Regions from separate parts of the Homo sapiens genome. Here region 1 is linked to region 2. A link is a loop called in an ENCODE intact Hi-C map of the cell type or tissue named here. Cell type or tissue: CD4-positive, alpha-beta T cell. All regions are shown on one strand.

Region 1 (5,000 bases), 140 kb before region 2:
CTTGTCACCCAAGCTGGAGTGCAGTGGCGCGATCTCGGCTCACTGCAACCTTTTCCTCCTGGGTTCAAGCAATTCTCCTGCCTCAGCCTCCCGAGTAGCTGGGACTACAGGCACCTGTCACCACGCCCAGCTAATTTTTGTATTTTTGGTAGAGACAGGGTTTTACCACGTTGGCCAGGCTGGTCTCGAATTCCTGACCTCAAGTGATCTACCCGCCACGGCCTCCCAAAGTGCTAGGATTACAGGCTTGAGCCACCACGCCCGGCTGCCACATTTAACATGTAACAGGAAGTTGGTTTTTCATTGATTCACTTCTGAGTTGTTAACTTTCCAGTGTAAAGAGATTACCAATTTCACAAATGGTTGGAATTTATATATTAATACTAAGGATTAGGACCAAGATAATAGGAACGGTCAGTACTTATAATGTTCAGAAGTTTCTCTGAGGGTGGGTTTTAACATTCTGGTTGAGGCATTCAATTGCCAAATGAAAGAGAAAACATCACATTTATTGGTGTTGGGTATGGGCTTTGGTATCATTCTCATTTACACATATGAGAAACAGGCTTTCAAGTGTGAGGTCATTTGCTCAGGGCCACAGGAAATGACAGGTCTGGGGTTCCTACCTGCTCCCCTTACTGCTGAAGTGCTGTACTGTGTGTCTGGAGTGAAGGTTTTGTTTTGCTCTGAATCTTAGGATTGGATGAGACCCATCTAATTTACTGTTTAGAGGAAGGAGCTGCGCATCACCCACTAACTAGGAGTCAGTGGGAACCCCTACTCAAGACTCCTGCCTCTTAATCCTGTGTTTCACTCCATTACTCCAGGCTTCAGGAATGAACAGTCTACCTCAGCTTAATACATTCCAGAGCTCAAATGCAAACTAACTTTCAGTGTTATGACTTTCATTCCTGAAGGGAAAATGTAGGAGCTGGGTAGTAATACACTGGAACTTAAAAATGGGCTTAGTAAGGAGTTAAGCCAGCATCTCACTGTTGTTATTTTGTACTTTAGTTAACTAGTTGTGAGTTTCTGTGAGGTACAAATAGATTTATCTTCATATTAGAGAACATGGTTAATGACATTTTACCACTTTTAAACTGGAGAGGTGAGAGATTTGGCTCAGAATTACAAATAAGATGCAAAAAAAAAAAATCCTAAGGGCTTTCCCTTTTGGACCCCTCAGCTTCCTTTCTAAGCCACCAAGCTCTTTTATTCCCTTAGACATCTCTTTGCAGAGATAGTAATTATAGCTTAAGCCACATGCTGGAGACCATGTGTAAACCTTCAGATAAACCCTTTATTTTATTCTGCTTATTTTATGGTAACTGTAGTCTAGTGTTTCTCAAAAGTTGATCTCCCTACTTACTCATCCCTTGAGTGGTTAAAAATGCATGGTCCTGATACCTGTTCATGACTTACTGAATCAGAACCTCTAAGAGTGGGACTGAGGAATCAACATTATAATTGCTCTTCTGGTGATTCTTGTGCACTCCAAAGTGAAAACCAATCCCTTGAAACTCTCTAGGGTAAGATTATGAAGCTGGAGAGGAGAGAACATCTGAGCCACATCTAGAGTTATGGGTAGGGAACAAAGTTGAAGGAGGAATGAATCTGAGTTGGAAACTGGTGGAGAGATGCTAATCTAGAAGGTTTCTTCAGCCTCTTTGGAAATGGGGGGTCCTCTGCAGAGATACCACCTCTCAGGAATTGCCAAGTAAAGCATGGCAGGAATGGGACTCAGGAGAATTCCCACAGGGAGGTGCATTTGTCCTTAGATAGCTTTGGGGAAACGAAGTCTTGGTCTAGATGAAGGATGGGGAATTGAGGGGCCACTGTTTTCTGGGTTGGATGCCATCTAAAGATAGACACCAGCCTGTCAGGCAAGAAGATTGCCTGGGATTTCATCTGAGTTGCCATGACTACAGGCTGATGTAACTGGGCTGCTCTGTGCTGCTGTGAACCAGTCTGGCAGTCAGGTGGAGCTAATCGTTCTCGTTTGCAGTGACAGCTTAATTACCTTGCACTTGATTTTGCATAACAGTAAAGTTAAGCCTTTAAGTCAGGCAGACCTGAGTTTGAATCCTAGCTCTGCTGCCTTTTAGCTATGAGTCCATGTCCCTGACCATGGAGTGGAGGGGTATTATGAGTGGGGCTGCAGTTACCTGTCCTTGGGGCATGTGTCCTACCTACTCCTATAGCTAACAGACTTGTTGGGGATTAAGCCAGCAGCTCCCTGGTTAAGAGAACCCAGTTTCCTGGGTAACTAGTGCCTGTATGTCCAAGAGGGAACTGCAGTGTAGGCAGTTGGCTATTCTTATCAAGCTCCAGTGAGCAATTCCCATTAGTTAAAAATAGGAATGTTGCAGTTGGGCAGAAGTGGAGCTATAGGCTCAGATATTAACTACCATGGAGGGCTGAGTGCTGGGTCTGTTTTCATTTGGGAAAAGTGGTACCTCTCTGTGCACAGCTTCAGTCTTCTGAAAGTCTTTAACACCTTGGGAAATCTTCAAGTCATCCTCTATTCTCCAGGATTATTATTATAATGTCCAACTACTAATAGATGAAACTAAAAGGGAGGAAGATTCTGGTGGAGAAAGTATGTGATTACCCTGGGCCAAGAGACAGGACTTAGGTAGGTCTCTTGACACTAGGCTAATACTGTGTTCTAGACCATGCATTTCCCCACATCTGATTCTAAAAACCTCAGTTTTCATACATAACCCACATGATCCAGTCTGGTAAAGAACTTATTTTTAAGTTGGTTAGCAAGTCCTAGTTAAATTACAGGGAGAGTCTGGGGAAGTTCTGCCTTGGTGTTCTTTATCACCACCAGTGAAAGAATACTTTCCAGTTACTCCTTGTTGCTTTTGTTTTTCATTTTCTGTTCAGATCTGGAGCCCATACAAGCAGCCAGGATGTACTGGAGACCTCGACGGTCGGATTGAGGACGATTCCCGCTGCCTCTATACCCATGAAGAGTACATCAGCCTTGTGCTGAACAGTGGGAGTGGCCTGTCGCATGACTACGCCAACCAGTCGGTCCAGGAAGACCCCCGGATGATGGCCTTCTTTGACTCACTGGTACGCCGAGAGATCGAGGGCTGGAGCTCTGACTCAGACAGTGACCTCAGTGAGAGTACTATCCTCCAACTGCACGCTGGGGTCAGCGAGCGCTCAGGCTACACTGACTCAGAGTCTTCGGCCTCATTGCCTCGCTCCCCGCCTCCCACAGTAGATGAGTCTGCCGACAACGCCTTCCACCTGGGGCCCCTGCGGGTCACCACCACAAACACAGTAGCCTCAACTCCACCAACACCCACGTGTGAGGATGCAGCCTCTCGCCAGCAGCGTCTGTCTGCTCTGCGGCGCTACCAAGACAAACGCCTCCTGGCCCTTTCCAATGAGTCCGATTCTGAGGAGAATGTCTGTGAGGTGGAACTAGACACAGATCTCTTTCCCCGGCCACGGTCACCCAGCCCCGAAGATGAATCCAGCAGTTCCAGCAGCTCTAGCAGCTCTGAGGATGAGGAGGAGCTGAATGAACGCCGAGCCTCTACCTGGCAGCGGAATGCCATGCGGCGCCGACAGAAGACAACCCGAGAAGACAAGCCCAGTGCCCCAATCAAGCCCACCAACACTTACATTGGAGAAGACAACTATGATTACCCCCAGATCAAAGTGGATGACCTCTCCTCCTCCCCAACCTCGTCCCCTGAGCGGAGCACTTCCACGCTAGAGATTCAACCAAGCCGGGCATCACCAACTTCTGACATAGAATCAGTTGAGCGAAAAATTTATAAAGCTTACAAGTGGCTCCGCTACTCTTATATCTCCTACTCAAATAACAAAGATGGAGAGACCTCCTTGGTGACCGGGGAGGCAGATGAAGGGAGAGCAGGAACCAGCCACAAAGACAACCCAGCCCCTTCTTCCAGTAAGGAAGCCTGTCTAAACATAGCAATGGCCCAGAGGAACCAGGACCTGCCACCTGAAGGCTGCAGCAAGGACACTTTTAAAGAAGAGACTCCTAGAACTCCCAGCAATGGCCCAGGCCATGAGCACAGCAGCCATGCTTGGGCAGAGGTGCCAGAGGGTACCTCTCAGGACACTGGCAATAGCGGCTCTGTAGAGCACCCTTTTGAAACCAAGAAGCTCAATGGAAAGGCCCTGAGCAGTCGGGCTGAGGAGCCGCCTTCTCCTCCTGTCCCCAAGGCATCTGGCTCCACTCTCAACAGCGGGTCTGGCAACTGTCCCAGGACCCAGTCTGATGACAGTGAGGAGAGGAGCCTCGAAACCATCTGTGCCAACCACAACAATGGACGCTTACACCCTCGTCCCCCTCACCCTCACAATAACGGGCAGAACTTGGGGGAGCTGGAGGTGGTGGCCTACTCTTCCCCAGGACACTCAGACACTGACCGTGATAACTCGTCCCTGACAGGGACACTCCTACACAAAGATTGTTGCGGGTCTGAAATGGCCTGTGAGACCCCCAATGCTGGAACAAGAGAGGACCCCACTGACACCCCAGCCACAGATAGTAGCAGGGCTGTTCATGGCCACAGTGGCCTCAAAAGGCAACGAATTGAATTGGAAGATACAGATTCAGAGAATTCCTCCTCAGAGAAGAAATTAAAAACATGATAAATACAAAGGGAAAACAAAAAGCTACAAAAGTAGCCTTACAAAAAAAAAAAAATTGTTTAGTGAATACAGAGGAAAGGAAAAACAAGTATTAAAGGCACATGAAACCAGGGCCTGAAATTTTGTGTCTGATGCTGCTCCCTTCTATCCAACATTCAACAACGGGTCTGAATGTCTAGCTGGCCATTGGCTTGTGCTGTGTTAAGAAAGGGGAAAAAAAAATAACCCAAGTGACTCCTTTCTAGTGAGACGTGAGCGTAGTGTGCCGCGCAAGGCTCTGTGGAAGTAAATCTTTGTTGAGACGTTCGACTTGTTCTTGTGTACGCACAATGGCACGTGTGCGCTTATTGTCT
Region 2 (5,000 bases):
CACCTGGGTTCAAGCAATCCACCTGTCTTGGCCTCCCAAAGTGTTGGGAGTACAGGCTCGAGCCACTGTGCCAGGTCTATGAGTTGATTCTTGATGAGTAGTACTACCTCCCCACAATGTGGACTGCAAAATGCTGGCTGGCTGTGTTGCTTGGTAGCAAAAGGGGTTGCATGCTGCTCAGCTCTCTGTTTCTCTCCAACCCAAGCATTTGGATGTGGGACTGTGCCCCGCCTGGTGTCTGGGGCTCTGGGAGGGGCATTTTTACTTCCCTGTTTACAAGAAGGGTTACATCCTATTCCAAGTCCAAAGTGGACACTTGTTCCTTTGCTCAGCATCCCATGCAGACTCAGCAGGTTACCCGCTCCCCTGGGAGGTGGCTGTGGCCAAGCACTGCTCCATGGACTACACCCGGCTGGTCATGGAACAGCATACAGTTTTGCCCTCACTTTTGGGAAAGGGGCTAAGATGTTAGAGTATACCATCCTTAATGGAAATCCACTCTTGTTTCAGGGGTTTGTGGGATGCAAATCCTAGTAGGGTCAGAACTGCCTAGAAATTGATCCTTCTCATGGTTCTATTGGGTCTCCCCTAAAATTAATGTTGCAGGTAGGAAAAAAAAAGATATTCTTTGGGTACCTTACTCTTAACTGAGCGTGTCTTACCATGGGCCGGATTACTATCTCCTGGTCTGGAAGCAGGTGATGAGTGGGTGTGGAATCTACATTTGAGTATCACTTGTTCAACCACAAGACCATAGATTGCTCCATGTATTGGGCTCCTTAAAATAGGGCTTATTTATGTTGTATTCCCTGCCATTAGGCCTGGTACAGAAAAAAAGAGAAAATCTACTTCATAGAACTTGTAGATTCTAAAACTCTAAAAGGTGCTGCTTAGACTAAATATATTGGGTTATCTCTTAGCTGTGATCTTGAAGCTATTGTTTGATTTTTTAAAAAAACATCTGTTTTAATACCCAAACTGATGGCATTGTGAGATTGAGTCAGTGGATAGTTCAAGATGGCAATTTACAAAACTTTAAGTTTGTGACTTTCTCTTGATTCCACTGTTTTTCCACGTGTGGGTGGCTATTTTGAGAGCTGTGATTGCCCAGAGAGCCCCAGCTCACAGAATTGCCAGAACATTTGTGATTGCTTAGAAATCCTCCCCTCTTCATCAGGCTGGGAACACAGATCAGGATTTCAAATGCCCCCTTCTCTGTGGCCTTCCCTGATGTACCCACTGTCTCCAACTAGGATTGATTACACCCTTTTTTTGTGCCCCAAATAGACTTCTCTTCCAGCACCTGTCACAGTTTATTGCATTAACTTTAAGAAACATCCAGGCCAGGCATGGTAGCTCATGCCTGTAATTCCAGCACTTTGGGAGGCTAAGGTGGGAGGATCGTTTGAACCCAGGAGTTTGAGACCAGCCTGGGCAATATCGTAAGACCCTGTCTCTACAAAAAATGAAAAAATTAGCCGGGTGTGGTGGCCTATCTGTAGTCCCAGCTACCCAGGAAGGTGAGATGGGAGGATCGCTTGAGCCCAGGATTTGGAGGCTGCAGTGAGCCATGATTGCACCACTGCACGCTAGCTTGGGTGACAGAGCGAAAACCCTGTCTCAAAAACAAGCAAAAATCCTGTTTCCCTCTAGAAGTAGAGCTCTGGAGTCTTTTGATTCCTAGCGTGGGGCATGGAGTGCTGTGGGTGCTGAGGGAGTGTTAATTCTGTCCCCGCTGAGGCCCTTTCTGATGTGTGCTGCTGCTGTTTCTGTAGAAATCGTGGATGGGAATGTGAAGATGACCCTGGGCATGATCTGGACCATCATCCTGCGCTTTGCCATCCAGGACATCTCCGTGGAAGGTGGGTTTCTGCTTTGTTCCATCCCGCCATCACCATCTCGTCTCCCTCCCTGGGCTTAGCCTGGAGAACTCCCATACCCAGGGCAACGGACGTTGATCAGGGGCCATGTCCTGGGCTTCTTGCTCATTTATTGGGCATCAGCCTTCTCCTCCAGTCAATGTAGAAAAAAGAACTGTTTGCCATTCTGATTCTCATAGGCATGTTGGCCTCAGGGAAACTCCCCACTTTGGGAAAGCCCAAGGCTGCCATGGGGAAGTATATTGGAAAACCCACCTGGCTCTTGGGTTGTTAATCTGAAAGGGTGGGGAAATAGCGGCTGGGAGGAAGGACCAGGAGGGGCGCTAACCCCGTCCTCCACTTTGCTCCCCTAGCACCCTCTAGTGGCCATTTCACAGATCTGCAAGGGCCGCCATGGTCTGGAGAGGTGATCTCTACGCTTGATTCCACACTCGGGCAGTTTTTGAGCTTTATGTCTGCTATGCCTGTATTTATCTTGCATAATAATATTTGTGTATTGTTGTGCCTGTGATAAAACACACATACTGAAACAAACTTTTACAAGATGAGATGGAGATACTATTTTTTAAATATTTGTTTTAATGGCATAGACATCATAAACATTTTTAATCAAAGGAATTTCTTAATGAAAACAACGTGGATTCAATTCAATTGCTTTGTGATGGAGATCTAGGTGTGACACTCTGTGATGCAGCAATGTAGAGTTCCAAGTTCGGTTTATGGGTACTTGGTATTTAGGGTTGAAGTGGTTGGAAAGAGGGTCATAGTAGTCACCTGGGGTGTGGTTCTTGTTAATGATAGTGGATGTAAATCCATTTCTCAAATAGCCTTCTTGATGATTTTGATTCTTTTGGGTGGACTTCTTGTCAGCTCTGCAGTCATCATTGTGTTACTCTTGTGATTTAGCTGACGAAGAGCTTAAGCTAAGTAGAAGCATTAGCTTTTCCAATTTTTAAATTGTCTGCTTTTGCTTAGGTGGTTATGGTCTTTGTAGGAACCCTTGAATGTCATTTTAAAGTCCATTTTGTGTGTTGAAAATAAATGAGATCATTCATGAACACAGTCCACTGAGTACCTTAACCTCCAATTCACAGGCACAAACACAGGGTGTATTAGTCCGTTTTCACGCTGCTGGTAAGGACATACCCGAGACTGGGTAATTTATAAATAAAAAGAGGTTTAATGGACTCACAGTTCCACATGGCTGGGGAGGCCTCACAGTCATTGCAGAAGAGCAAGGGAGAGCAAAGGGACCTCTTACATGGCAGCAGGCAGAGAATGAGAGCCAAGTGAAAGGGGTTTCCCCTTAGAAAACCATCAGACCTCGTGAGACTTATTCACTACCACGAGAACAGTATGGGGGAAACCACGCCCACGACTCAATCATCTCCCACCGTCTCTCTCCCACAACACGTGGGAATTATGGGAGCTACAATTCAAGATGAGATTTGGGCGGGGACACAGCACAAACCTAGCAGGGGGGTAGTGTGGTTTGCAGTCTTTCTTCTGTGCTGGGAGCTCCGTGAGCCCCCTCAGTTGCCTGCCTAACCTCATAGACACGTGGCTGCTTCACACACAGAGGGCAGCAGTATTGATCCGTGCAGTAAATATAAGGAAACCTTATTTTTTAGATTAAAAACAAAATCTGTCTAGGAGTCCTAATGCTTTCTTCTCACTCAGCTGTGTGCACCCCTCAGGCTGTGGGATTCCCCTGTCTGGAGACCCCTAGATGTGTAGATTTCCCAGATCAAATCTTCCTCCCCAACCTGATAGAGGTTGCCGACTTATTTTGTATCATTACCATTTCTTTGAATAAAAGAGAGTAGGGGGAGCTAATTCTTGAAGTTTGAAAAACTGTTGTCTCAAAATTTACACGTGTAACACGACTAGCTCTGAACAGCTTCCCAGCTTGCTTTTTCTGTTTCTCAAATAACTTCTCAAACTCTGTCAAGGGAATAGACTTGATGGCCAGGGCTCCTCCTTCAGTAGCTGCAGGGTTGGCATCAAAGGGTCACAGTGGGGCCTCCTGTGAGCCGGCATCCCTCCCTCCACCGAGTCAGCCCTCTGACCTCGCTGCCCATCCCCTTCCCCATAGAGACTTCAGCCAAGGAAGGGCTGCTCCTGTGGTGTCAGAGAAAGACAGCCCCTTACAAAAATGTCAACATCCAGAACTTCCACATAAGGTGAGTGCTGGGGTCTGAGGGGCTCTCACAGAACCAGGCTGCCTCCCCCGGGAGCTCCCAGACCCCCTTGGCTGGGTCAGTCTCAGCTTTAGAACAAAGTGGAGACCTCTGGGGGAAGAAGTAGCTTTCCTTGGGAAGGGGATGTCGCCATCGCTCTGAATCCCCCCGTCTCTCTCCCTGCAGTGTCTTAGATGGGGCTGCTGCCTGATATAACTTTGGTTGATGCTTTTGCTACTGGGAGCGCCCCCAAGGAAATTGTCCAGGAAGTCCCAGCCCAGGGCTCTGGAACAGCAGACTAGGGCCATAGGCCTTGGTCGGGGGTAGGGCTGGATATGGCAGGTTTATCTGAACTTGTCAACCCCCCCACAAAGTCTTGACCCTAGTGCCTGGGATTTGTGGCAGGAAGAAATGTCCCTTCCCATCCTGTCTTCTAACTCCTACCCCAGAAAGCTCTATGTGTTCATCTCTCTGGTGTCTAGGAGGCCCCTGCTTTGCCCTGGTTGCCCGTTTGTTCAGCCTCATTTACCAGCCTGCTCCTTCTTCTCTCTCCCCGGGCAGCTGGAAGGATGGCCTCGGCTTCTGTGCTTTGATCCACCGACACCGGCCCGAGCTGATTGACTACGGGAAGCTGCGGAAGGTATGTGTGCCCACCTGACCACCCGCTTTGGGTCCCTGGCAGGTGGGGTGGGAAAAGAGCAGGACTAGGACCCTTGTTGTGACAGTCCATGGTCCAGCCTGAGCAGTGTTGGCCTCTTAGAATAGCCAGACAGAGCCCCAACTGAAAGTGAAGAGAAAACACCTTCCCTGTTAGGGCAACTTCATTACCCTTGTGCGTGGTGTGTGTGTACTTGCACACATACACAGCCCATCAGGAAAATATCACAGCTGTGACAGCAGCTTTGTCAGAGGGATGGAATGATACATGGTGTTTCTCCCT

Evidence for each region. Peaks named below come from ENCODE experiments on the same cell type or tissue, not always from the same donor. Only the 100,000 strongest peaks of a DNase experiment are listed, where the experiment ranks them.
Region 1: a loop joins it to region 2, with 12 times the contacts of the local background. A loop is called at or near these places in 10 of 110 quality-filtered maps.

Annotation. Positions count from the first base shown.
Region 1 is chr14:69,053,504-69,058,503 of GRCh38, reverse strand. It overlaps DCAF5 (DDB1 and CUL4 associated factor 5), which reads left to right. Exons shown (of 9, transcript NM_003861.3): 9 at 2,893-5,000. The coding sequence ends at 4,647. Among named protein-coding and RNA genes, the nearest start is that of ACTN1-DT, 76 kb to the right of the region's middle. RefSeq lists enhancers at 1,710-2,277, 2,408-3,607. In CD4-positive, alpha-beta T cell, no CTCF peak of the experiment used is centred here; a DNase peak (open chromatin) is centred at 1,953.
Region 2 is chr14:68,909,018-68,914,017 of GRCh38, reverse strand. ACTN1 (actinin alpha 1) reads left to right here. Exons shown (of 22, transcript NM_001130004.2): 4 at 1,776-1,862; 5 at 3,976-4,063; 6 at 4,622-4,700. Among named protein-coding and RNA genes, the nearest start is that of ACTN1, 68 kb to the left of the region's middle. RefSeq lists an enhancer at 2,023-2,142. In CD4-positive, alpha-beta T cell, CTCF peaks have their summits at 2,036 and 2,237 (motif pointing left); a DNase peak (open chromatin) is centred at 2,217.